Linked DNA regions of Homo sapiens: region 1 is linked to region 2. Evidence: chromatin loops called from intact Hi-C (ENCODE). Cell type or tissue: Caco-2. All regions are shown on one strand. Each heading gives the region's core, and the rest is flanking DNA. Links, peaks and the distances in the headings are about the cores only.

Evidence for each region. A loop is a pair of places that touch in the nucleus more often than their neighbours do. Peaks named below come from ENCODE experiments on the same cell type or tissue, not always from the same donor. Only the 100,000 strongest peaks of a DNase experiment are listed, where the experiment ranks them.
Region 1: a loop joins it to region 2, with 4 times the contacts of the local background. A loop is called at or near these places in 1 of 110 quality-filtered maps.

What each region holds. Positions count from the first base shown.
Region 1 is chr11:78,288,291-78,293,673 of GRCh38, reverse strand. All of the region lies in intron 1 of GAB2 (GRB2 associated binding protein 2), which reads left to right. Among named protein-coding and RNA genes, the nearest start is that of USP35, 100 kb to the right of the region's middle. RefSeq lists an enhancer at 3,117-3,411. In Caco-2, for the core only: no CTCF peak of the experiment used is centred there; a DNase peak (open chromatin) is centred at 3,242.
Region 2 is chr11:78,378,566-78,383,948 of GRCh38, reverse strand. All of the region lies in intron 1 of GAB2 (GRB2 associated binding protein 2), which reads left to right. Among named protein-coding and RNA genes, the nearest start is that of GAB2, 37 kb to the left of the region's middle. In Caco-2, for the core only: no CTCF peak of the experiment used is centred there; DNase peaks (open chromatin) are centred at 1,888 and 3,158; H3K4me3 peaks cover 650 bases.

The DNA of each region.
Region 1 (5,383 bases), core at 213-5,212, 90 kb after region 2:
GGAACATAACGCTTGTCGCTAAACTGATCACAGTGGCATGTAGGATGAAATGGTGCAAATTGGCTTAATCTAGATTACCATGATCTACTCCTTGAAGCCTATAGTTGGAGTCAGCTTTATATAAAGGATTCTAGGTGATCTTTTGTGTTTATGGTGTCTGTGTACCATCTTACCTGGAATAGAGATTGTGTTAAATTAACAGATCATCTGACTGAGAGGTTTTTTTCCCCCAAAACAGAAGCAAATAAACATTATTTTGTTCCTTTGGTATAACTTTCATTGAACAGTTATATAGTGCTTTGGAAGTATCAAGTCCTGTGCTAAATAAATGCTGGAGATACAAAAGCCCCTGACCTCAGAATGTCATAGTCTTGGGGTAAGAAAAAATTCATTCTGTGCCCGAGGAGCAAATAAGTTCCTTTAGAGTCCGAGGGAAACTGTACTTATCTGCCCTTTCTCAGATGAATGAGTCCAGAACAAATACAGTTAACTATGCTGCTCTCTTCTAGGGGATCTGCATTTGAGGAGTGGAAATAACTTTGGACTAGGAGCTGAGGCCTAGATTCTAGTTGCATTATTGCCATCTGCCATCACCAATTAACTATAAACTTGAATTCATAAACTCTGTGGCCAGTGTTTCTCAAAGTGTAGTGAGCAATTCATCTGCAGTAGCTTCACCTCAAGTTCTTTGTGGGTCTGGACCCACAGAATAAGAAGATCTTGGGCTGTGGTCTCTGTAAGTTGTTTAATCTCTATGAACTTCTTTTTCCTCACCTGTTAAGAGGATCCTATTTACCTTGCAGCATTTGTTAAAGGATTAAATGTGATAATGAGTAGAAAGCACATGGCAGGTAGCAAGAGCTCAGCAAATACACTTTTAAAAATTTCCTCAGAGAGTATAAAGTCTCTATGGTCCAGAGTAGTCGAAGGATTGCTAGAGGAAGGATAGCAAAAAGCCTTTCCTCGCTCAGGAAGTGTGCCTTCAAAAATGTGTAACTGTTACATGACTCCCACTGTACTCTTGTAATGTTTGCTGTTAACTATTATGGGACACGAGACTGGCATAGTAGCTTCGTGTTGAAATATATTAGGATAGACTTGTACATCATATGTTCAGAAGTGAGATCAGATTCCCCTGTGTCTTTGTGTTTGTTTGAGCTAGAACTCAACCACATCACCACCTGAGAGTTGACAGTTGAAAATATTTCTAAACCTCCAGAATCTTCTATCTTCTGCCCTGACTTTGGTATACCAAAGATAACAGAACTCTTCTTTGATGACTAAGGACTTCTCAAGGTCTCAAATCATCTTTTCTGATACCAAATCTCACGTGCCTTGTGGCTAAGGTTGTAGAAGGGGCAAGACATTACTTGGAAGAGGCTTTTGCGAAACTCCTGGAATAGGCGTGTCCTTTTAACTTCCCGCTTTCTGAAGAGGGTAAAACCAAAAACTGCCAGTAAACCTAGAGAATCCTATGAAGTGAGGTTTATGGTTAATCTGAATCTAACTGAGGTTACTGGGTGATACCTATAATTTAAACCTGTTAGGCGGGTATATGAAGAACATAACAGTTGTATCTTCAAAAAGCTCTTTGCCTTATTTTTTAAAAATTCACCAATAACAAAGACTGACTCTCTCTCTCTCACACACACACACACACACACACACACCCCTACACACCTCTTAGTGAAGCTCCCAGGTGGAGATGTGGTTATTCAGAAGAACACATCCCTCTGTTCTAAGAATCTGAGTAATCTGATTAAATGAGGTGTTACCATATCATGTTTTCTTAGTTAAAAAATACATAAGGGGCTGGGTACAGTGGCTCATCTGTAATTCCAGCACTTTGGGATGCTGAGGTGGGAGAATTACTTGAGCCTATGAATTTGACATTAGCCTAGCCAGCATAGTGAGACTCCATCTCTAAAAAAAAAAATTAACTGGGTATGATGGCGCATCCTGTGATCACAGCTAAATGGGAGGCTGAGGTAGGAGGATCGCTTGAGCCTAGGAGGTCGGGGCTACAGTGAGCCATGTTTGCGCCACTGCACTCCCGTCTGGGCAACAGAGGGAGACCCTGTCGCAAAAAAAAAAAAAAAAAAAAAAAAAAAAGAAAAAGAAAAAAGTAAGTCTCTCAAGATAGGGGAGAATAGACCTTAGGTAGTCTCTTGTCCATCTATTGATCTACTCTTTTTTTTTTTTGAGACAGAGACAGAGTCTTGCTCTGTTGCCCAGGCTGGAGTGCAGTGGTGCGATCTCCGCTCACCGTAAGCTCTGCCTCCCAGGTTCAAGCCATTCTTCTGCCTCAGCCTCCCGAGTAGCTGGGACTACAGGTGCTCGCCACCACGCCTGGCTAATTTTTTTTTTTTTTTTTTTTTTGTCGTTTTAGTAGAGACGGTTTCACCGTATTAGCCAGGATGGTCTCAATCTCCTGACCTCGTGATCTGCCTGCCTCGGCCTCTCAAAATGCTGGGATTACAGACGTGAGCCACCACGCCCAGCCTTGATCTACTCTTTGAGCCCTTCTTCTGTCACACTCCCCAACCTTCCCACCCTTTGTTTAGGCCAGGAGTCAACAAACAAATCCTGCCACCACTTCTTTTTCTAAGCAGTTTTATTGGAACACAGCCATGCCTGTTTGCTTATGAATTGTGTATGGTTGCTGTCATGCCACTATAGAACTGAGTAGTTATGACAGAGAAAATATGACCTGTAAAACCCAAAATATTTGCTAACATCCTTAACAAAGTTTGCTGATCCCTCACCTTGCCTCTTTCTTCAAAATCTCCAGTGTTGAGTATTCTCCAGTTTCCAAGAGACCTGCTTTGGACCACTCATTTAGAAAGTTCTTACGTTCTAAAAAAAATAAAATTTGGTTTTCCGTAGACTGCTCCTGCTGGTACTTGTTCAACTTGAGTATGTTGAGTAACTAAAAATAAATCAAATCGCTCTTCCACATATTGGCGGCCCTTTATATCTTAGAACAACACTATGATCATGACTCCAGGCAGAATCTTGCAGAATCCTGGTGTGATAAACTTTCACGGGCCTTCATTGTCACCAGAAGGGAGCATAACACTCTTGCACAGCTAAATTGTGGCCCACCTAGGTTTTCTGGGCGCCAAGAGCAATAAGAGGAAGTTATAGCCTCATTCTACATGCTTGAAGACCTTGAGATCTAACCCAAAGGATAGAGACAGGTTCATGTGACATGTACTGTCTGTTCAACAGCTAGGAGTGATGCAACTTCCAGGTCATATGTACCCACACTTTGTGGTCTTGATGGTTGTGAAATGGTTTGTTTTCTGACAGAAGGAAAACAGTCACTTCTATTTCATCAGAGATGGGAGTGGCATACCCTTGATCCTAGACACAAATTCTTTTTTCCAACTTTCTTGACAGTAGACCCTATCCATATACTTCTTTAAGCCCCACTGTTAAGTAAAGTGACTTTCATTGTCTTTTGTCTCCGTTATTACTACCCTAATTTAGATTGCCATCTTCTCTCACCATTGCAGACTATCGCAACAGCTTCTTAATTGTTTTCTTGTCTCTTATTTTTTATTTTTCTGGTTTGTCTCCCGCACTTTGCCAGATGAGAGCACAGCATTGGTTAACATTTCTCTGCTGATCTATACTCTTCAATGGCTCCCCGTTACAAATAAAGGAAAGATGAAACTTCTTAGGGTGGCATTCAAGGCTTTTCAGGACCTCCAAACTCTTCCTTTCCTCCCTCTTTTCCATATTGAGAAGACTGTGCCATATTCTCTGAACCTATTTTATCTGTTCCCATGCCCAGGCCTTGGTCATTGGTCATACTGTATGTTGTATTTAAAAAAAAAAAAAAAAAAAAAAAAAAGGTCCTGTTCTTCCTTTCCAAAACCGCATATCAAACCCTACCTTCCTCATTGTTTGTGTTCATTGCTCCTTCTCTCTCGTGCATGTTTGCTTTCTCTCATGCTGTTTCTCTCTCTTAACCCTGAAAGTTTGATTCCCTGCTTCAGTGGTCTACTAGCGTATTATGTCTTTTTTTATGGTGCTTACAAAAAAATCTTCTAGTTTTAGGGATATATATTAATGTCTTAACTTCCTGAAACTTTGTAAATATTGTAAGTTACTTCAAAGGAGTATTTTTGGGCCTTGCCTCTTTATCTGTCAAAGCATTCAACACATTTTGTGTTTGTTTTTACTGAATTCTATACAAGGAGCTTGTTGATTTCTCATGAAATGTACCTTAGATCCCAAAGATTTTCACCTTTTTTTCTAAACGTTTTATAGTTTTACATTTTACGTTTAAGTCCATGATTCATTCTGAGTTAGTTTTTGTATAAGATGTGAGACTTAGATTAAGGTCTTTACTCCCCTATGGATGCTTGATTGCTTTGGCACCATTTCTTGAAAAGGCCTTTTCTTTTCTTTTTTATATTAAAATTTTTAGTAGAGACAGGGTTTTGCCATGTTGGCCAGGCCAATCTCGAACTCCTGGCCTCAAGTGATCCACCTACCTTGGCCCCCCAAAGTGCTGGGATTACAGGCACGAACCATGACAACTAGCTGTTTTCTTGATTGAATTGCTTTTACACGTTTGTGAAAAATCAGTTGGGCATATTGTGAGGGTCTGTTTCTGGGTTTTCTGTTCTAATCCATTGTTCTTCACTTGATCTTAGCCAAACGGCCAAGAATTGATCTATTCCACTTTTCTGTGTCTGTCTCTTCGCCAGTGCTACACAGTCTTGATTGTTGTAGCTATATAATAAGTCTTAAAATCTGGCAGACTGATTCTTCCCATTTTATTTTTCAGAATTATTTTAGCTATTGTGCTTCCTTTGCCTTTTCATATACATTTTAGAACAATCTTACGTACATCTACAGACATTCTTGTGGGATTTTGATGGGAATTGTGTTAAATCTGTACGTCAGTTTGGGGAGATGCACCAAGTCGAGTTGTCCAATCCATGAATATGGTATGTCTCTTCATTTATTTAAGTCTCCTTTGATTTCTTTCATTAGCTTTGTATAGCTTTTAGCATACATGCCCTGCACAGCGATTTTTTTAGATTTATACCTTTTCAATTTTTAAGAACAATTATAAATGGCATTGTATTTTTATTTTATATGCCTGCATATTCATCGCTAGTTAGAAGTAAATTGATTTCTGTATGATTATCTTGTATCCTGTGACCTTGCTGAACTCACTTATTCGTCCTGAGAGTTTTGTTGGGTTTTGTTGTAGATTTTTTGTGTTTTTTCTTTTTCTTTCTTCTTCTTCTTCTTCTTTTTTTTTTTTTTTTCTTTGAGATGGAGTCTCACTCTGTTGCCCAGGCTGGAGTGCAGTGGCACCATCTCAGCTCACTGAAACCTCTACCTCCTGGGCTCAAGCAAT
Region 2 (5,383 bases), core at 83-5,082:
AAAGCAATGTCAGGAAAGCCAGCAATGTCACGAAAGCCCGCAATGCCTGGCGAGTAAAGTTCCAAGATTTTGGGAGCCTTGGAAAGGGCCTTGGAAGATCATTTCTCCCATTCAATCCCTCCACCTCCCAGAGACCTTACCCTGACTCACTACTCCTGGGACGAGGTCTGTGGCCATTCATTTAATTAATTGAGACACGGTCTGGCTCTGTTGCCCAGACTGGAGTGCAGGGGCATGATCTCAGCTTACTGCAACCTCTGCCTCCTGGGCTGAAGCCATCCTCCCACCTCAGCCTCTCGAGTAGCTGGCATTACAGGCGCACACCACCACACCTGGCTAATTTTTGTATTTTTTTTTTTTTTTTTTTGGAGAGACAGGGTTTTGCCATGTTGCCCAGGCTGGTCTCAAACTCCTGGGCTCAAATGATTTTGTCCACCTCGCCTCCCAAAGTATTAGGATTACATACGTGAGCCACCACACACGGCTGAGACCCCACGTCTTAAAAAAAAAGAAAAAGACATTGTCGTAGCTATGCCATTCCTTGTGTTTCAGTGTTTGAATTAATGAATTTTTTATCTTATGCCTACTTTTCATGGAAATGGTAGTATTCTCTACTTGCCAGTCATGACTTGCAGCCTTTTCTGGAAGATTATTTCATTTCTGTTTTTTCTTTTTTGAGACGGAGTTTTGCTCTTGTTGCCCAGTCTGGAGTGCAATGGCATGGTCTCAGCTCACTGCAACCTCTGCCTCCCAGGTTCAAGCGATTCTTCTGCCTCAGCCTCCCAAGTAGCTGGGACTACAGGCATGTGCCACCATGCCCAGCTAATTTTGTGTTACTGGTAGAGACAAGGTTTTGCCATGTTGGTCAGGCTCGTCTTGAATTCCTGACCTCAGGTGATCCACCTGCCTTGGCCTCCCAAAGTGCCAGGATTACAGGCGTGAGCCACCACACCCGGCTGGAAGACTGTTTCTAAAGTCAGACAAAGGATAGACTAAATGTGTTTTCTGAGAAACGTTAGTCTAGGGAATCTGAGAGGCCAGAACCTCTATCATGAGTAAAAGAATCATGGCTCATAATCTCTAGTTTTCATCTCATACTGTTGACTTCTAATCGAGTTCCTTGTTTTAGTAACAAATAAAATAAATGTTTTCTGCTCTCAAATCTACAGGGACTTTATTAAAATTGGAGGAACAACATTTGACAGTCTTTTGAACGTTTAGAAAAATAGGATTTATTGTGGCTAAGTCTAAAAGGTCTCATGATTACAATTGACTGAAAAGGAAGGAATGCATTGCTTTCCATGCGTGGTGACTTAATTTTATGTGCAGTACTATGCAATACACAGAGACTTACCTAACTGCTGTTCTTGGAGGGTCTATTAGGCATTAAAGTGTAAGTATCCCTATTGTTATTTACACTAGGAAAAAAAGCATACCTCAGGTCTTTGAGAATCCAGGAAAGCTTTGTTTTAGAATATTGCTCCAGCACTTGCAGTGAGCCGAGATCCCGCCACTGCACTCCAGCCTGGGCGACAGAGCGAGACTCTGTCTCAAAAAAAAAAAAATAATAATAAAAAAAAGAATATTGCTCCAGCAGAAGGGGGGGCCAAGGAATTGTAGGCTTTTATTGAGTGCCTACAGGATGCCTCTCACTGGGGATGTAAATGATACAGTCCTTGGCCTTCAGGAGCCAGGTGTAGAAGGAAATCAATCAACGGTTAACTGAGAGCCACTGAGATGCTGCAATTCCGACATAAACAAAGTGCCATGAGAGCACAGAGGAGGGTACAGCTAATTGATTGGGAATATTCAGAGAAGGCTTCAGGGCTTGGTTCCATCAGCCAGGTCTGGAGGGATCAGTAAAACTTGGACTAGAAGAAGAGAACAAAGGTCTTTTAGCCAAAGGGAACAACTTGTAAAACTTGTTACTGACACGCTGGAATGATGAGAATGGAGCTGATATATGAGAAGTGGTGGGATTAGCATGGCCAAGTTATGAAGATTCTCATATGCTAAGGAGTTAGAGCTCTTATTCTTTAAGCAGCAAGGAACTGCGAAGTTAAGTGTGTAGGTTTTAATGGCCTGACCTCACATATGTGATACAGCCACCTCTGGTTCTCTGATTAAATAATTTGAGAAACAATCCATACTATATTTCTTTTTCATGGTGACTCTATATGTACATAACTACATTGGAGGCTCTGAAATGATAAACTCATTTAATGTGCTTAACACAGGGTCAAATGTGCTCAAACATGGAACCTTTTTTTTTTTATCTATTTACCTTTTAGTTTTTAGTAACATGTTTAGGAGATCTGATATAGGGAAAGGAGGAAGAGGGAGAAACAGGCTTCTAGGGAAATAAAAGAAGAACCTTTTTTACCAGTCTAGCAGTATTTGGCTGTAGCAGGTGGGAGGAGGAAGAGCCATTTCTTAAATCTAAAGACAGCTCTGTACTGGGAGTGAGGAGGTCTAAGTTCTTACTCTGCCTTAGCTGTTAAATAAGCTGTGTGCCCTTGGCTAGTTCACTACTTTTTTGAGACTCATCTCTCAAGACACAGATAAATACTGCTTGACCACAGGTTAGTTGGAGTCTGTGTTAAGTGCTTTATATGTATTAGCTCATTAAATCCTCAAATCAAACCTAAAGTTAGATTCCCATTTCAAAGATAAGAAAAGTGAGGAATTGAGAGATTAAAGAAGCTATTCAAGACCACCTTCTAGTAAATGAGATGGATGGGAGATGGGACATTTTCAGTGGAAGAAACAACTTAAAGGCACAGAAGTGAAAAGGAGCAGGTGATCTTCAAGGAATAATGTGTATAATTTGGTATTGTCAACCTTAAATAGTGAGATTCAGAAAATACGATTAAGTAGAGTCTATTTGAGTACAAAGCTTAAGTATGGCCACCTGGGAGACACTGACTCCAAATGAATGGGGTCAGAGTTTCAAAGTAGAGAAGATAAGGTTTCACTTACATAGGCAGAGACACAGAAATTTTAACAGGATTACAACATTTCCCATACAAGACCAGTGCATACGTTACAGTGATTTGACTGGTTACAGATTCCTACATTCCAAGGAAGATTACTCCATGAGGAGGGACAACGTTCTGAGATGGTCTTATCTCTGGCGCCATTTGGTCTTAATTACGGGGTGGGGGGTTTGGGGGTGGGGAATGGGGGCAGAAGTTGCAGCTGCATGACATGTGACTCAGGCTGCATAGCCACATTCCTCCCAAGGCTCCGAATAATTTAAAGTTCCAATAGCTTTCAGTTTGAATTATTTAATTTCACAGTGTGTAGTGGACTTGGAAGTGTGATAGGAGACAAGAGTGGAAAATGTAGATTTAGGCAATGTTATAGAGGCCTTTGAATGCTGTGTTTTATTTGCATTTTATTCTACAGCTATTAGGGAGTCTTTGTCATCCCAATTTTCAAATGAGGCCTTAGAAATGTTCTCATTCCTGTAATCCCAGCACTTTGGGAGGCCGAGGCAGGCGGATCACGCGGTCAAGAGATTGAGACCATCCTGGCCAACGTGGTGAAACCCCTGTCTCTACTAAAAATACAAAAATTAGCTGGGCATGGTGGCACGCACCTGTAGTCCCAGCTACTTGGGAGGCTGAGGCAGAATCACTTGAACCCGGGAGGCGGAGGTTGCAGTGAGCTGAGATCACACCACTGCATTTCAGCCTGGCGACAGAGCGAGACTTCGTCTCAAAAAAAAAAAAAGTTCTCATTCAATGTCATTCACAATTATTTTATATTCCACTAAGCAGGGGAATAAATACCTTATTGAAAGAGTGCTTGTAGACTTATGCGGACATGGATTTATAGTCCGGCACTCTCTTGCATACACAAAAAAGAAAAGTATAAATGAAACATTGGTAAAGAAATTTCTAAAACTACTTCATAATCAATTCTAGCTTTCAATCACTTTTTAATTCATTGTCCATATTTGCCTACATAATAACTGCCCTGCATGCCATCAAGAGTATTGATGGTGCAACATTTCTTAAAAATGATTCAACATTGTCTTCAAATTTTTCTTTCAGGTTACTGACACGTATTTTGCAAGTTTCAACTTTGGCACTTTCTTGGTCTTACTAGAAGATCTTAGCAAAAAGTCTCACAACTACTGAAATTCATGTTTCTCCTTAAAATGGCCCTTGATTTATTTGTTCAGGGTTGTATTTGTTCAGTCACAATGACAGACATGACAACCAAGTACACTCTTGTGCAGGCAATGACAGCTGTGTCCTGACTGCAGCTTAACTGTAAGACACTCTCAACAGTAGGAAACATTCTGATTTTGATGTTAAAATAGAACTGAATTTGAATTAATGAAATATAGTAGCTTGTTGAAAATCATAGGATGGTGAAGGTATCAGGACCCATTTGCTCACTGTTATCAGTCCAGCCAGTAGGAAATCTGTCTTGTCGGTCAACTGTGTGAGAAAACCCTTTCCTAAAAAGAAGCTTTACCTTATCTATTTCCCTGTTATTTTGAATTTACACTTACTAAGGAGGAAACCAAGGCAAGAAAGACAGCCAAGGACATTTTAATTGACTCAAGAGATACTTACTTTTAACCAAGTCTTTTATGTTCTGGAAAGTGCCTTGAGATCTTTTAATAATCTTGCCAAATCAGCATTTCAATTTGGTACTCAGGATGAGTGATTAGAAGTCATGACAAATCAGCTAGCTTCTCTGTGGAGAATAGCTGAAGCCTCTGGAGAACCACAGTCTTAAATTAGTCTGAAGAAGCGTGAGGTCACAACAGGAAGTAATGTGAACAGGAGGAGTTACTGATCAGATGGTTCAGAGAGCTGGATGATCTTAATAACTTGATTCCAATTTTCCTTGTATGTAACGAACACTTATTGATTGCTTCTCTTAAATTCATCTCCTTTCTCCTTCCTTGCAACACCTTAATTTGTGTTCAGACATCTGTGTGATTCTGGGGAAGCTGGCTCCATCTATCCTAAGCTTCAGGTTTGGCTAGTTAGCACATTGCATTCCCTCAGCCACCATGATTATTTTGGATTGGGCATGTGATCTAAGCAGGTATAGTCTGAGTGTATTCTAGTTGGTATGGTAAGTGGATATAAGGCCTCTATTCTGCCATATGATTTGGTTAAATATAAGAAGTGTCTATGGGGCACAGTGGCTCGTGGTTATAATCCCAACTACTTGGGAGATGGAGGCAGGAGGATTGCTTGAGGCCAGGAGTTCAAGACAAGCCTGAGCATTAAGACTCCTGTTTCAAAGAAACAAAACAAAAGAACAAAAAGAAAAAAGTGACTATGAATCCTGTACTCTGATCCTAGGCTTACAAAGAAGTTCACACCATCACAGATATGCAGTCAGGGTGAAGGGA